2 separate regions of the Mus musculus genome follow, and region 1 is linked to region 2. Evidence: chromatin loops called from intact Hi-C (ENCODE). Cell type or tissue: heart. All regions are shown on one strand. Each heading gives the region's core, and the rest is flanking DNA. Links, peaks and the distances in the headings are about the cores only. Region 1 holds the start of Gtf2i (general transcription factor II I). Region 2 has its middle 3.3 kb from the start of Rcc1l.

The links. Hi-C counts contacts between places; a loop is a spot of excess contacts. Peaks named below come from ENCODE experiments on the same cell type or tissue, not always from the same donor. Only the 100,000 strongest peaks of a DNase experiment are listed, where the experiment ranks them.
Region 1: a loop joins it to region 2, with 2.5 times the contacts of the local background. A loop is called at or near these places in 3 of 42 quality-filtered maps.

The regions. Positions count from the first base shown.
Region 1 is chr5:134,314,308-134,317,222 of GRCm38, reverse strand. It overlaps Gtf2i (general transcription factor II I), which reads left to right and starts at 2,463. Exons shown (of 34, transcript NM_010365.4): 1 at 2,463-2,840. In heart, for the core only: CTCF peaks have their summits at 1,500 and 2,338; DNase peaks (open chromatin) are centred at 1,432 and 2,272; H3K4me3 peaks cover 1,906 bases; H3K27ac peaks cover 2,497 bases.
Region 2 is chr5:134,178,635-134,181,549 of GRCm38, reverse strand. It overlaps a transcript of Rcc1l not described here. Among named protein-coding and RNA genes, the nearest start is that of Rcc1l, 3.3 kb to the right of the region's middle. In heart, for the core only: a CTCF peak has its summit at 1,517 (motif pointing left); no DNase peak of the experiment used is centred there.

The sequences.
Region 1 (2,915 bases), core at 168-2,667, 140 kb before region 2:
GGAAGCACTGGCCACCTGTGGAGACTTCAGACCTGGCACTGGGCACACTGCTTATCCCAGAACTCAGAGGTTAGATCAGGCTACAGAGTGAGAGCCATTTCAAAGCCAAAACAGACCAATGGCATCTATGGAACAAGTCCTCTCCTGAGAGGATTAAGACCGTCTAAGAGATGAAAACCATTTAATGCAGTAAGAGATGGTTACAGAGGAACGAGTCTGAACTGGAAAATACAAGCGTTACTGACAGGCACTGCCTGTGCACAAAGAAGCTCCAGTACACTCCAGCAGTGGGAAAAGTTGGCCAAAGATCAAGGTTGCCAGCCGAAGCCAGTCTTTCCCTGTCGTGAAAGGAGGCAGGAGGGTGTGGACAACTGAGTGTTTTGAGTGATATTCATATAGATGTTATGATATATTGTTACGAATGGTTTATCAATATTATTGCTACTGTTACTGAATACAAGGTCGCATGGATCCCTGTTTGACTTCAGAGTCTCTGTATAGCAGGGGACAAAGTTGAACTTGTCTTTCTGCCTCCATCTCCCATGGGCTGGGATTACAGATATGTGGTACCCTTTATGTTTCCTGTAGTACATAAACCACGTATGTATGTATGTACGTTACCCTTTATGTTTCATGTAGTGTATGTATGTATGTATGTAGTGCTGAAGGTAGGGGCCTGTGCATGTTGGCAAGCACACTACCAGCTAAGCTACATCCTGGCCCCAGAATATTGTTTTAGTATCACTGTGTTATTTTTAATCTTTTGTATGTAATTAAAACAAAAACCTTTGTAATGTTTTCTTTCTTTGTTGTTTTGAGAAACATGGTCTTATCTCCTAGCCCTGGCTGACATGAATTCCCTACTTGGACAGTCTCTTCTCCAGCTCATATCCTCCCAAGTGTTGGAATGTCAGGTGTGCATCCCAGGACCTTGCAGAACTTTCATCCTAAGCATATGTAGGGAAAAAAGTTTGGAGTGATTTAATTTCAGGCATGCATCTTAGAACGTAGCCCCTGCTGCAAAGGAGTAGGACTCCTGTTTCGGTCTTATGGAATCTGGTTAAATATTCCAAAGAGCAGTGAAATCCGGGGGCAAAGAGCAAGTTGTTCTTTTGACAACTTAATGAATAGCCCTGGACAGAGTCGACAGAGTTGAGTCACAATCGGATTAGGAAAGGAAACGAAGGGTGTAAATATTGTTAGGGAAAATCGTAATAAAAACCAAAAAACGTAGGCGGCTTCTCTAATCAGACTGCTTCCCAGGAATCCTTAAAGACTCCGTGGAGTGCAAAGAAATCCAACATGGAGATTGTAGATGAGGCTTTGTGGGTGCGGTTTCATACAAGAAAGTCGACCAGAGAACGCCAATCCTTGAACCCGAATTCAAAGGCAGGGTTTTGGAACTACATCAAAAGAGTGGCTTGCACGGAAAGTTTTCCAGCAAGCGACAAAGAGGCTGGGAGGCTGGAAAAAGCCTTGTGGCCGCCACCTACCGAGAAGCAACGGGTGGGGGAGGGCGCCCGAATATTCGGCGGACATAAGCGGTGGGAAGGAAAAAAAAGAAAAAAGAAAAAGGAAAAAACAAACGAACAAACACCACAAATTCACCCAATTCTGTCCTTTGCATTAACAGCTAAGTTCTTCAGACTCGGGCTTTTTTAACTTTTGCATTTAACTTAGATGAACAGTTAGTTGATACTCTTCGAAAGTCATTGATCTTATGAAGTAGTTGAGAAAAATAAATATAATGGCCGGAGGAGGGTCTTAAGTTTACTTTCTTTGTAGCTGTGGGGACGATCAGGATTTCTTCAATTCTCCTTCTAAATGTGGAGCTGTGTAAAGACTCGAAGAGAGAAGAAATGGAAATCACGAGTTCCTCACCCCCTCCCATCCGTTGCCTGTCCCAAGTTTGGGCAAGTCCACTCTGGTTGCTTCTAAAGCCAGCTTTGAAAACATTGAGTTCTTTGTGTCCCGGAGCTGGGGGGACCTCCCTCTGCAAATCAGGCGACAGGCCAGCCCCGGGGCTCCCCTGGCCTTTGCAATGTCCCTAACTTTGCAATTTGCAAAGGGATGTTGGTAGCAAAGAGTTATTTAAGTGGAAGTTGTGGCCTGCTGGAGAAGGAAGGGGGGGGACACTAAGTTCTAGGTCTCACCCCACTCCCCTCCCCCATCCGGGCGGCCGCGCAGGCCCCAGGTGCAGCCATGTTCTCGCTCCCACCACCCGCGCGCTTCCATTGACAGTCCAAGCCGGAGAGGGCCGGGCGCCGCGGCGCTTCGCCTCGGCCTAGAGGGGGGCGGTGGGGAGAGAATCAGGGTTCATGCCGCAAGGCTGTCTGGGAGTTATAGTTCGGGGTACCCACCCGTTGCGTAGGTGAGCGCGGGTTCAGAACTACAACTCCCGGTGGGCGGTGCTGCTTGTGCGCACGCGCAGCGGCACCTTCGAGGAACAAAAAAAAAAAAAAAAAAAAAAAAAGGCAAAAAAAAAAAAAGGGGGAAAAAAAAGGAGGAGGAGGAGGGTGAGAGATAAGCTGGGAGAGCAGAGAAAAGGGGGCACCGGCGGCCCCCCCGCTTCCCTGCACGCGCTTGCCGCCCGCCTGCCGCGGTTATCCCTGGGCTTCGTCCCTGTTCCCCCCCCCCCCCCCCGGCGTCTGGCGACCCAGCGTGGAGCGAGGCCCCGCCGGGGGCGGCCATGCGGCGGTGACAGGAGCACGGCCGAGACGCACGGGCCCCCCTCGCCCTCTCACCTCCACCCCGTTCGCCAGCTCGCCGAGGCCCCTCCGGCCTACACTCGCTTGCTGTCCGCATCCCCCCCTCCCCGACCCTCCCCGGCTGCTCTTCGGGTGAGTCCCTGTCGCCTCAGATCGTCCCCTTTCCCTCGAGTGTCCCCTCCGTCGTCCCCCTCTGCCTCGGGGTGC
Region 2 (2,915 bases), core at 105-2,604:
ACAAGCACACAGGTCCTAAAATAAAATAAAAAGCACTACTCGGGAGGCAGGGGCAGGAGATCTCTGTGAGTTCAAGGCCAGCCTGATTTACACAGCAATCTTCACGTCAGCCAGAGCTGCATAATGAGACCCTGTCTCAAAAGTTATAAATAAGCTACACATTGCAATCATAAAACATAAGCATCAGCAAGAGAGGCTAATTAAGAAAAGTGGGTCGTGTTTAGCAACCAGCAGAGTGCAGGATCCGCTCAGGCTGGTGGCCCGCACCCGTGGTGACACTGGTGAATGCTGCCTTCATGAGCAGGAGAACTCAAGGGTGAAGTGCCATTACGACTGTAAGTGCTACTACTATAGTAGTTAGCGTCTCTCAATTAACTCAGGAATTTAATGCAATCTCAATAGTAAAACCCAGTGGAATTTTATTACTGCTACTTGACAAGATGACTTTTAAATTTTCATGGAAGTAAATGTTACGCATAGCAAAGTCAATTTGGTGAGAAAAGAAAAGAGAACAAAACAGGCACCCTTGAATAAAAATGAGAACATACGGCACAGCTTCCGGAGCCTTGTTGTAGGATGAATTCATTTTTTTCCTTCCCCTGTTTTATTTCCAGACAAGGTCTCATTGTAGCCCAGGCTGGCCTCAAGCTCACTATGTAGCCAAGGATGACCATGAACGGATCCTCCTGCCTCTGCCTTCCAAGTGCTGAGAAGAGAGGCTTTTGCTCAGTTCATGTTCATCTTCCTCATAGATTCTAAATAGTATTTCAAACACTGAGATTATGTTTGTGGTAGACAATAAATTATTTTGGGGTAACGAGATATCCGCTTGGCCTCATGGGGTGGCACACACCCTCAATCCCAGCACCTCAGAGGCAAAGACAGGTGAACTCTGAGTTCCACACCAGCCTGCTTTACATAGTGAGTTCTAGGTGAGCCAGGGCCATTCAGTCAGGTCTTGTTTCAAAAAGAAAAGAAAAAAAAAGTCTATTAACAGTTTTTAACTGTGGGGTGGTGAGATGGCCCAGAGGATGAAGGCACTTGCCTTTTGAGTCTGAAATTCTTGAGCCCATCCTTGGAAGCTCCATGGTGGAGGGCGAGAAGTGACTCCCTAAAGATGCTTTCTAACTTCTGCACGTAACGCTGTGATGTGCATTCACCCCCAAATACATAAATGGAACATATTTTATTATGTTTTAAGATTGAGACTGGACTTGGTAGTGCTTGCCTGTAATCCTGGCACCCAGGAGGCAGAGGCAGGAGATTCAGGAGTTCAAACAACACAGCAAATTAAATACTAGCCCGGGCTACGTTAGACCCTGTTTCAAAAACCACAAACATTTACTTCTGTTGGGCTCTGGCTAGAACTCAAGAACTTGCACATACTAGGTGATCATGTTATCACTGGGCCACACTCCCTGCTTCTGACTACAATTGTAAATCTCATTCGGAGAATTCGACTGTTGTGTCCCTTGTCACAAAACAAGAACCAAATTGATGGGCAAGCATCGCCACCTAGTGGCCATGATTCACACTGTAGATGTCCTCTTGGTTGCAATTTTCGAAGGTTTTTTTTTTTTTTAAAACTTTTATTTATATGCATGTGTGCATATCTGTATGAGTGAATGCCACATGTGTTCAAGGGACCCTGGAGACAAGACGTCTATGTCAGAATCCCTGAAGCTGGAGTTGTTAGGTGGTTGTGAGTCACCTGATATGGGACCTGGGATCCAAATTTGAGTCCTATGCAAGTGCAGCAAGCACTCTTTTTTTTTTTTTGGTTTTTCGAGACAGGGTTTCTCTGTATAGCTCTGGCTGTCATTTGTAGACGAGGCTGGCCTAGAACTCAGAAATCCGCCTGCCTCTGCCTCCCAAGTGCTGGGATTAAAGGCGTGAGCCACCACACCCAGCTTTTTGGCTACTTTTATCTTTCGAACTAGGGTTTCACTATGTCAGCCAGACTGGCCTGGAACTAGGTATGTAGACCAGACTGGCTTCAAACTCAGAGATCTGCCTTTCTCTGGCTTTGGAGTGGTGAGAGTAAAGGTGTACACACCGGGCATGGTGTACAGTTCCTCCTTCACCATGCCTGCCTGGATACTGCCATGCTCCCACCTTGATGATAATGGACTGAACCTCTGAACCTGTAAGCCAGCCCCAATTAAATGTTGTTTTTATAAGACTTGCCTTGGTCATGGTGTCTGTTCACAGCAGTAAAACCCTAAGACAACACCTAATGACATCGTTCCACTCACACACCAGCTCCTTGCCAGACTGTTTAGTCAGGAAAGATACTTTGGCATCCGTAAACCGTCTTCATCCTCTTTCATTTTGCCCTCCATAGTCCAGATCTTTTTTGGGGAGTGGGGATGGGATAGGGTTTCTCTGTGTAGCCCTGGCTGCACACAGTCCTGGAACTCACTCTGTAGACCAGGCTGGCCTCAAACTTACAGAGATCCACCTGCCTCTGCCTCCTCGGTGCTGGGATTAAAGACCTGTGCCACCACTGTCCGGCTTTGGTCCATATCGTAAGACACACACACGTCCTCACTTCTTGCCTTGGCTTTCCGGGGTTGGATTGACTTTGCTTTCAGTTTATACTGGGAAGTCAGGTCCCTCCTTGTGAGTATCAAGTGTCTTTCTTGGTCCATGCTCTGCTCTCCTGAGACCTGACCTGAGACTGATCTGGATACTGTAAGCTGAAGCTTATGAATCTTGCAGCCGCATCCTGTGGTGAAGCATCCCCTTTGGGGAAGGACTTCGCCTGGATTCTAAACAACAGGAGGTGTGTCCCTTATCACATGAAAGCAATAGGCCAGCTGACTGCCGGCCTTCTTGGTGATTTACATCCCCACTGTAGCGGAGAGCTCTGTAAAGCTCTTTTCTGGGTGCCCCACCTTTTAGTTTACTTTGCA